Regions from separate parts of the Homo sapiens genome. Here region 2 is linked to region 1. The links are chromatin loops, found by intact Hi-C in ENCODE. Cell type or tissue: mammary epithelial cell. All regions are shown on one strand. Region 1 has its middle 280 kb from the start of LINC02535. Region 2 has its middle 310 kb from the start of TBX18.

Region 1 (5,000 bases):
GCTCAAAGGCATTGGGTAACTTACCCCAAGGTCAACAGCTGGTCACTTACCAAGGCTGAATTAGAACCAGGTCTGATACCAGCTTACAAGCTCTCAACCACTCAGCTAAAATGCTGTCTTGAAAATGACTCACGATAGTAGTCATTAAACACACACACACACACATACACATACACTCACACGTATTAGAAGCTGATAATGAAAATAAGATTGAAACGTATCTTTAAAGACAATACATATTGTGTAGAAAAAAATGCCACACTCGCTAAAGTGTTGTTTTTTCATTGGAATGTATGGATACAGGGTTAACTTTAGTAATTTGTATAATCTTGTTGGTAGAATGAAGACAACTCATCCTTCTAACTGAATTTCTCTGTTGCTAAAATTCACTTGAGCAACTCAGGTCACAGGGATTATTTAGCAGGGGATAAACTGAAACTCTTGCTTCTGCAACTTCTTTGATGGGAAGGCCATTTTCAAGCAGATGTTCTGGGAGGAGACAGGTGTGCAAAAGGTGAGTGGGGAGATGACAGTAACCCTTAGATTGTCATGGGTACAAAATGTCAGAAGAAGCAGTGCATATTATAGGGTAGCTGGGATCATTTTTTAAAAGGCAGGGGGATTTGAGTTACATACCAATGATCACTTTGAAAAGTCTGTCTTACTAAAACAGAGTTTTCAATAAAAAAATCAGAACACTGAAGGAGAGAGGCATGAGTATTCCACAACATTCTTAAATACACTGAATTTGCAGTATGTCTGTCTCTTCAGTAAGTATAAGAAGTGTTGGTCCATGCAGTCAATTGTGAGGAATTGTAGGCGGTCGACAGCACATAATATTTTGGGGTTCTGAGAGTCACAGAAGACATGGAACCCAAACAGGAGTCAGGACCTGGAACAAGTAGAGATGAGGCTACAGGGAAGCATGACAGTTGGTCCCTTCATTCCTCCTCAGTCTCCGACACAGCCTGGCTTTTGTGTCCAGGTGGATCAGAACCATGGACGATGGCAGCAAGGAACCTGTTCTAAGTCTCAGATTTGAATCCAGGGCTGAAAGGGTGAAACACTCTCGAAGAAGAACCACCCGGTGTCTTCAGGGAGCTCTGGCTGCTAGCAGGAGTCTGGTCTGGAACTCTGGAGCAGTGATTGCATATGCTGTCTTACAGAAGCTGCCTTCCCGCCATATCTTCTCCCCATAGTATATGCCCCAAGTGAGAGACAAGCCACAAATATTACGGATTCCTTAAGAACCATAATATTTGCCCCTCCTTTATGGTAATTCATTGAACATGTCATCAGTTTAGTTTAAATGTTAAAAATCTTAAAGTAATCTCTTTTCATTGTTTGCTCTGTATTAGTCAGGGTTCTCTAGAGGGACAGAACTAATGGAATATATATATATATATATACACACACACACGTATATATATGTATATATGTGTATATATATGTATATATATATGTGTGTGTATATATATGTATGTGTATATATATGAAGGGGAGTTTATTAAGTATTCACTCACATGATCACAAGGTCCTACAACAGGCCATCTGCACGCTGAGGAGCAAGGAGAGCCAGTCTGAGTTCCAAAACTGAAGAACTTGGAGTCTGATGTTCGAGGGCAGGAAGCATCCATCACAGGAGAAAGATGTAGGCTGGGAGGCTAGGCCAGTCTCTTTTTTCACATTTTTCTGCCTGCTTATATTCTAGTCTCTCTGGCAGCTGATTAGTCATGCCCACCAGGATTAAGGGTGGATCTGCCTTTCCCAGCCCATTGACTCAAATGTTAATCTCCTTTGGCAACACCCTCACAGACCCAGCCAGGATCAATACTTTGTATCCTTCCATTCCATCACGTTGACACTCAGTATTAACCATCACAATATCTAACTTTAGTATATCACATAGCTGACTATTTTATATGTATATATAATATAAACCTTCATACATATGTACATACATATGCATATAAATATGTAATCTCATGTAATCCCCATATAAACTTTTACTAAAATAGCACATGTATTTTATTATAAAGAAAGCTGGAACTCAAACTGACTCACCAGGCCAAGATTTTGGAGCTAGTGAGATGCACAGCAGATAATAACACAGGGCTCTAACTGTGAGTCTGGTGTCTTTTAAAATTCTGCCATGGTTTTTGCTCAACGTGAAGCTTGCTGGCTGCCATAGACATGATTGAGTCAGGACTTCCTGGGATATTTAGCCGTGGAGCAGAAGTCATCAGAATAGGAAAAAGTGACAGTGCTACAACAACACATGCAAAAAACATCCCCTACAACAATGACATCCTATTTCACTGTGCTTGACTTCATTTTTATAGGACCTAGGTTAGGCTTTTGTTGGCTGACCTTCCACAGTAGGGTTTAGTCAACCGTTCAGTAGCATATGAGACAGTGTAGTGTGGTAGAAAGAGTGGGGAGATTGCAGCCAAACTGACCTGGGTTTGAATCTTGGCTCTGGCATTTTTGTGTCTTTTGCAGGTTACTCTACTTCTTCGTGAATTTAACTTCCTAATCTGTAAAGCAGGAAAGACAACACCTTTCAGAGTCATGGTAAGGTGCTTGATATAGTGGCAGTTGATTAATTGATGCTAGTATTATAGTTACCAGTGGCGTACGTGGGCCAAGAAGTGGAGGGTGGGACCTGCAGAGCCATTGCAGAAGGGTCTCAATGGCAGCTTAGTTTCGAGGTCCTGAGTGATCTTCTGTTTCTCCTCAGCTGGGAAGCCTCTGGCTCTCCCTGCCTCCCTCTCCACCTTGCTGTAATTGTGTTATGAGGAAGAAGTGATAGCTGTGAGACTCTGAAGAGGGTTTCAGAGTTTGCCTACTGCTCGCAGGTTCCTGGTGGTTGCCTCTAAAACTGAGTTATCTAAAATAGGTACTTCCACTGCATGGATATTCAGAGTTTCCACAGCTGTCCTGGGAAGATTTTGGCAGTGGCTCATCTGCACCACAGTCCAGTGTCCCTCCAGTAGAAGCGGGATTTCCAGTCATCCGATCACTTCTCGGACTCCCCCTGGGGAACCAGCAGTGACAATGTCCTGGTGCACTGTGGCCGGTAGACAGCAGAGGGCACCTCTTGCCTGCAATGGAATGCAAACAGACCCTGAGAGCCAGAGATGTGAAAGACGCCAGCCCCATGGTGGCCACACTGACTGCTGCTCCCCGGTTTCTCTCACTCTATACCACTGCATTGGTTCTACCAGCATTTGTTCTCTACTCCCCCACATTCAACCCCACCCTCTGCTTGGGACAGCCTGTTGGTCTTTCATGACTTTTGAGTGAAGAGGGAGCTTTGGACTCGGAGGGGGTTGATTCTCCTGCAAGCTGGGGACTGCCGGCAGTAACTCCTCCAGGCCTTTGTTGAGAGAGGCCTTCCGATCGCGTGTGGAACTTTGTTTTATTAAATCTGATGAGTTCTATATTTTTGCCACATGTCACAGATCACCCACGTTGACTGAGCCCTGCCAGAGCTGAGCTGCTGTTACCCTGAAATGAAACCAGATTTTTTAAGTGGGTGGGGGTAATTCCAGTTTGGTGCAATAAATTATATGGTTCTGCTTGATTTGTTTTGCTCTGGGCTGGGAGAACTCACCATGGAATGTATCTGGAGATGTGTGCGTATGGGGAGGGGGAGCCAGCAGGAGCAAGGCATGGGGAGGAAGGAAGAGGGAATTACAATGTGCTATAGTGAACCAGTTGAAGAGTAGATACAAACATAGCCTCTGTCTCTTCCTTTCTGCCCTCCTCCCCAAGTCAGCCTGTTATTTCTATTTTTTTTTTTTTTTTTATCATTTCAAAACTTGGGGCTGTTCTTCTAAAATCCCAGGAAGAAATTTGGGGACTCAAGTTCCCCATGAAGGGTAAAGAATTTCTTGTAATCCTATCTACTTCTTTATCACAGAAGAAAACTCTGGGAACTTAGAATACTAAGAAATATGACTTGTAGAAATTCACTTTTCTGCTGTGAGTCTGTTAATACTGAAGGAGAATGCTGGAGGATGGCGATTATCATTCGTTCATGGCAATAATTTAAATATGGTTGGGTTTCTGGGAAGATGAGCCTGGAACCACATAGATAAGGAAATAAGATTTGAGCTTAATTGTTTTCTTAATCAATGGGGCGGGGTTTAGAATCATCTGGACCTGACAGGCAGGGAACTAGTATATAAAACATATTATAGTAGAGTCAGAGAGGACTAAAGTTGGAAAATCTGTGTTCAAATCCTTACTCTGCCTCAAATTCCTAATCTCTCTGAGACTTGCTTTTTTAATCAGTAAAAATGAGGATAAAATCAACCTCATAGGACTGTTATGAAGATTAGATGAGAAAATGTGGGTAAATTCTTCTGTGACATCAAAAGAGCTCAATAAACATTTATTTTTTACTTTTAAAACAGTTCTGTGTGCATGAGGGCAGACTCGGCTGTTGTCAAGGAAAGAAATCCATTTGTCTTCTGGGACTTCTCTTTGATGGGGCAGTGAGATCGCGATGGTGCAACTTTCCTGGTCTCACAGCTGGAGTAGAAAAGCCTACAGCTTTAAGAAGGACTTCTGTAGAGAAACTAGGAATCATATTTTGAAGACACACTGCATTTATAAAAAGTGCCCTTCATTTACTTCCAAAACAAATAGGTTTAAATAAGCCCAAGTTTTTATTCCTTATTTAGGATTACTTTGCATGTAATTCCAGGTTTGGAATCTTACAAATAAAGTTTTAGAAAATTTCAGTGAGCTTCAAAAAGCATCAGAAAAATTTCTAAGCAAAAAGAACACACTCCTCCAAGTTCAGAGAACTCTCAATTGTAGAAATTTGCTTCAAAAAAATCATACAACTGAAAAATTTTAGCTCACCAGAGGGATGAAATTTTTTTTTTTCACAGTGACATTTATTTGCACTCATACCAGCATGGGACTGAGTTGAGTTGCAGATGATTTCATCAGAATGACAGGAGGAAACCTTGGGCTTTCTTCTCCAC
Region 2 (5,000 bases), 50 kb after region 1:
AGCCCTGTATCTACTATGTTTTTCCTATACATACGTACCTACCAGAAAGTTTAATTTAGAAATTATGCACAGTACTCTTGTCCTTTGGGGCCATTAGTAAGTAAAATCAGGGTTACTTGAACACATGCACTGTGATAGGGGACAGTAAATTTGATGACCAAGATGGCTAGTAAGTGACTAACATGTGGGAAACATTTACAGCATAGATATGGTGGATGGAGGGAGGATTCACATCCTAGATGGGACAGAGCAAGATTTCATCACGCTACTGAGAACAGCATGCATTCTTTTTTTTTTTTTTTTGAGACAGAGTCTTACTCCATCACCCAGGCTGAAGTGCAGTGGTGTGATCTCGGCTCACTGCAACCTCTGCCTCCTGGGTTCAAGCGATTCTCATGCTTCAGCCTCCCAAATAGCTGAGATTACAGGTGTGCACCATCACACCCAGCTAATTTTTGTATTTTTTAGTAGAGATGGGTTTTTGCCATCAGTCTTGAACTCCTGACCTCACATGATCAGCCCATCTGGGCCTCCCAAAGTGCTGGGATTACAGGCATGAGCCATTGTGCCGGGCTTAGAATAGCATGCAATTTAAAACTTGTGGATTGCTTCTTTCTGGAATTTTCCTTTCAATATTTTGAGACCACAGTTTACTGTGGATAACTGAAACTGTGGAAAGTGAAACCAGGGATAAGAGGAGACTACTGTATTTGGAAATCTCATGCAGATTATCAATCAATCCTTCTTTTATTAGTTCTACCTTCACCCCTATTTTCCAAAGTCCTGGGTGTTGTCAATTTCTGAGTCTCTTGGGTTTTTTGTGACATAAATCTGTTTTTTTCTTGCCTTTCTCTACTGCTGTTTTAGCTGTTTGCTTTCTTGGGTATGCTAAGTCTGTTGCACTCATTCATTTGCTTTCCAGAATTTAGAATTTTGTTACTTCTGTTTTCTTTTCTATTCTCTTGGTCCTGTGGGTTTATGACTTTTAAAAAATTCTCCTTGCTGTATTCTAGTAGAATTTTTGAAGGGAACAGAGATAGTACCACAAGCTGTCATTCTTAACCAGAAGTAAATACAAAACAGTTTTGATCTTTCGATTTCTCTGAAATTCCCTTGAAGTATTTTAAGTGAAACCAGATTGATTTCAGTACCCATTAAAATCCTCAGACTAGAATTTCCTTCTCTTTAGTTTTGTAATTAAAAATTTAATGTTCTACAATTTAATAATTTCCTCTCTAAATGGGAACTAATATGAGAAACATAATATAAGTACCAAATTATAGACTGAAAGTAAGAACACAATAAGAGATACTGTATATTGTGCCTGGTAGCATTTTGTGGTAGAAAGAGTAAAAGCTTGTGTCTCTATCTTGCCTCTGCTACTCAGTAACAGAATAAAACATAATCCATTTGAGGACTCTGTAAAATAGGTAACATAAACGGATACTGCACTTTGCTGAAGGCAAGAGAGAGTAGAGGACGGAAGCAGGGCATCCAGCAATGTCTGACATATAGCTAGTGCACAACGGAAGTTAGCTCTCTTCTGTGGCATCAGGGGGTAGTGGGCAGAGTGAATGAAGCTTGAAGACACTTTTTATTCCTGTGGGCCCTCAACTAATCTTTGGAGCCCCTGTGGAACTTACATGTTTACTGCTGTAGTAAAGAATTCAGGAAAAGGAGGCCCTGGAAGAAGGAAGGATAGCTGGTGGTGAACAGGAAAAAGAGAAAAAGAAAAGAAGAAGGTGCAAAGGTGAAGTGAAGGCTGCACTGATAGACATATTGCTGACAGGAGTGGTGGTGGTGTAGGAAATCTGGTCACCCTGGGTATTCACATTCAGAGTAAAAACATGCAGTTTCTAAATTAGCCTTAAAACCAAGGAGAAAGCATGTTCAACTTTATTGACTCAGAGGTGATTATCCAGTTAAGGGATTATGTGGTTTTCTTCTCCCTGGATCTCCTTTCCCTATTGCCTGACTCCGGTGACTCATTCGTCCTCTCACTAGAGAAACGGTAAGATAAATAAAAGAGGATGAAGCTTAAACCAGTTCTCTCAGATACTGTAACTCTGGTGAAAGTTTGATAAAGAGAATGCAAATGAGCTTCTTTCATCATCATTGGAATTAGGTTATGTCTGCTGTACCTAGTTTCCATTATTGGGGATTGTGAGTTGGCTCCCTATCAATTTAAAGGAATATGTCATTTAAATAAATGATCTACATCTGGAAGTTTCTGTTTCTAGAAAAAAAACTCTAGAGCTGAGTTTAAAAGTTAAATCACTTTCAAAATTTTAAGTTTGTCAGATTATAGTGGTGATTAGTGGAGGAGCAGAAAGAACAGCGAAGGGAAGGTAATTTGTTACCTGGGGACAGAGCCTATTGAAAAAAATTGTTAAGGTAACAATATGTAACTCTGCCCAGGTAGAAAGAAGTTTGAGTCTGGCACTGTTCTATAAAGGAGGCTGCTGCTTTTTCATTATTGTCATCCAGAATTCTAATTATAGCCCTCAGTTGGGGGTCTATAATTCTAATTACAGCCCTCATTCTAAATATTCCACCCTATCTAAGTACTTCTATAGAGATTGCTGAAGAAATTTCTTTACCAGGAAATTTATGAATATAACAAAGGGGTTTGAAATCAACTGAACTCTTGCTGCTGAATGAGCTCAGTAGCTTATGAAACAGTCAAACATAAACTTATGAGAAAATATACTTAACAAACCAATACTGATATGCAGCAGAACTGTGTCTGGTATTGTTTCCAATTCCTAGTCCCTAAGCCATCAGAACCCTTAGCCAGGTGTGATTAAGGGAATGGTCCATGCCTGGGTTTTGTTCAAACCACCCTCTTCTTTCATCATCTTGTTCTGCAGCGTTTCTGATCTTCAGTGTCCCATGATGCTCTGCATACCATCTGAACAGCCACATCATCATAATGAGATGAATACCCTAATTGTGGCAATTCTCACTGTCACTGCTGCTGTTGCTCAGAATTTGTACTTTTAAAGTGTCATCACTAGCTGTATTTCTACAATGAAAAGAACTTCTGCTTCTAATTTGCTCACAGAAGGCAGATTCTTACAAGGCTTGCATATAAAAGAAGACCGCTTTCTTTCACCACGCTGCTCTCAAACCCTTGCCAGATCCTCCACTGTCTCTGGGCCCTGTCCTTGTGCTGTGTACATGCCTAGGAATGGCAGGATTTTTATACACAGCCACAGCTTTAAAAATAGATAAAATAATAATTTTGCTAAAATTTCTACCATCTGGAAGTTTCTCTCCTACTTTGTTGAAGTTGTTGATTGAAGTATATCTCTTGGGCTGTACCTTCAAATATCTTTCTATGAAACCACAGTGTTTGCTATTTAACCGCTTGGTGTCTATTCTGCATGGCCACAGGACCAGATTATAGCTTATATAATTACTGTGGTACATAATGTAATATAAAAATGTTGTGAGACGTATCATATATAAAAAAAGTGCACATGAAGAATATGTACAATCTGGGGAAGATTAATAACATGAATTTTCATTCACCCACCACTTATCCCAAGAAATACATTATTTTCAGTCCTTATAAAACTTTGTTTATTGAATCCCTTCTTTTTTCTTTCCATCAAAGGTAATACTAGCCTGAACTTTGAGTAAATCATTCTCTTGCTTTTTTTCATATTTATATTTCTAAGCAATGCATTATTTTTTAAGTTTAAATAAATGAACCTCTATTGTGTACATTCTTCTGTGAGTCTTTGTTTCCATTCACTGTTACATTGGTATCATTCATATTAATGCATATAGCTATAGTTTGTACATTTTCATTGCTATACAATATTCCATTTTATGAATATATTATACTGTTTGATATGGTCTGGCTGTGTCACCACCTAAATCTTATCTTGAATTGTAGCTCCCATAATTCCCATGTGTCATGGGAGGGACCCAGTGGGAGGTAACTGAATCATGTGGGCCAGTTTTTCCCTTGCTGTTCTCATGATATTAAGTCTCCTGAGATCTGATAGTTTTATAAAGGGGAGTTTCCCTGCACACGCTCTTCTAGGCTGCTGCCATGTAAGATGTGACTTTGCTCCTCATTCACCTTCCACCATAATTGTGAGGCCTCCCCAACCATGTGAAACTGTGGGTTAATTAAACCTCTTTCCTTTATAAATTACCCAGTCTTGGGTATGTCTTTATTAGCAGCATGAGAACAGACTAATATACAGTTGATAGACATAATTGTGGGTTGTTTTTTTTCTCTGACACTCAGCGATGCTCTGAACTTCCTCAAGCATGTCTCAGTAAAATCTATGAGAATTATTGCTCAGAAATTATATGCATGTTCAGCTTTCCTTTTAATCTTATTTTTTTAAAGTGCTTATAACAATTTATCCCCTATCAGTAGTTTATTATTAGAGTCTCCATTGGTACATATTCTTGCTAATATTTGGTGTGGTCAGATTTTTAAATTTTTTCTAAACAGATAGCAGTGAAATATATCTCATATTTGATTATTATCTCATTATCAAAAATGTCATAAAATATCTCATTTTTGATTACTAAATTAATTAAAAGTCATTTCAAATATTTGTTGGCCATTTCAGTTTCCTGTTTTGAAGTGTGTTTTCAGGTCCTTTGCTCATTTTTCTATTTGTTGGTTGTTTTACTAATGACTTGTAGAAGTTCTTTATATGTTTTGAATGCAAATCCTTTATTGTTAATTGAAGTTAGAAATGTATTTTTCTACTCTGTGGATTACTTTTTAACTTGCTTAGTTTGTCTTATGATTAACTACTTTCTTGATTTTAATGTAATTGAATTTATCAACGCTTTTTTTATGACTCTTATATTTTAAGAAATTCCATGAGGTTATGAAGACATCTAAAATCTTTTATTTTTCTATATTTAAAAATTATCTTCTATATTGTTATATATTATCTTATAAAACACAGTTTTGCATTTCATAAATAGGTATCTAATACTCCTGGAATTAGCTTTTGGTGTGG

The links. Hi-C counts contacts between places; a loop is a spot of excess contacts. Peaks named below come from ENCODE experiments on the same cell type or tissue, not always from the same donor. Only the 100,000 strongest peaks of a DNase experiment are listed, where the experiment ranks them.
Region 2: it touches region 1 in a loop (2.6-fold over the local background); 2 of 110 quality-filtered maps call a loop at or near these places.

What each region holds. Positions count from the first base shown.
Region 1 is chr6:85,125,192-85,130,191 of GRCh38, reverse strand. No RefSeq gene overlaps it. Among named protein-coding and RNA genes, the nearest start is that of LINC02535, 280 kb to the left of the region's middle. In mammary epithelial cell, a CTCF peak has its summit at 3,090 (motif pointing right); no DNase peak of the experiment used is centred here.
Region 2 is chr6:85,075,200-85,080,199 of GRCh38, reverse strand. No RefSeq gene overlaps it. Among named protein-coding and RNA genes, the nearest start is that of TBX18, 310 kb to the right of the region's middle. In mammary epithelial cell, no CTCF peak of the experiment used is centred here; a DNase peak (open chromatin) is centred at 1,979.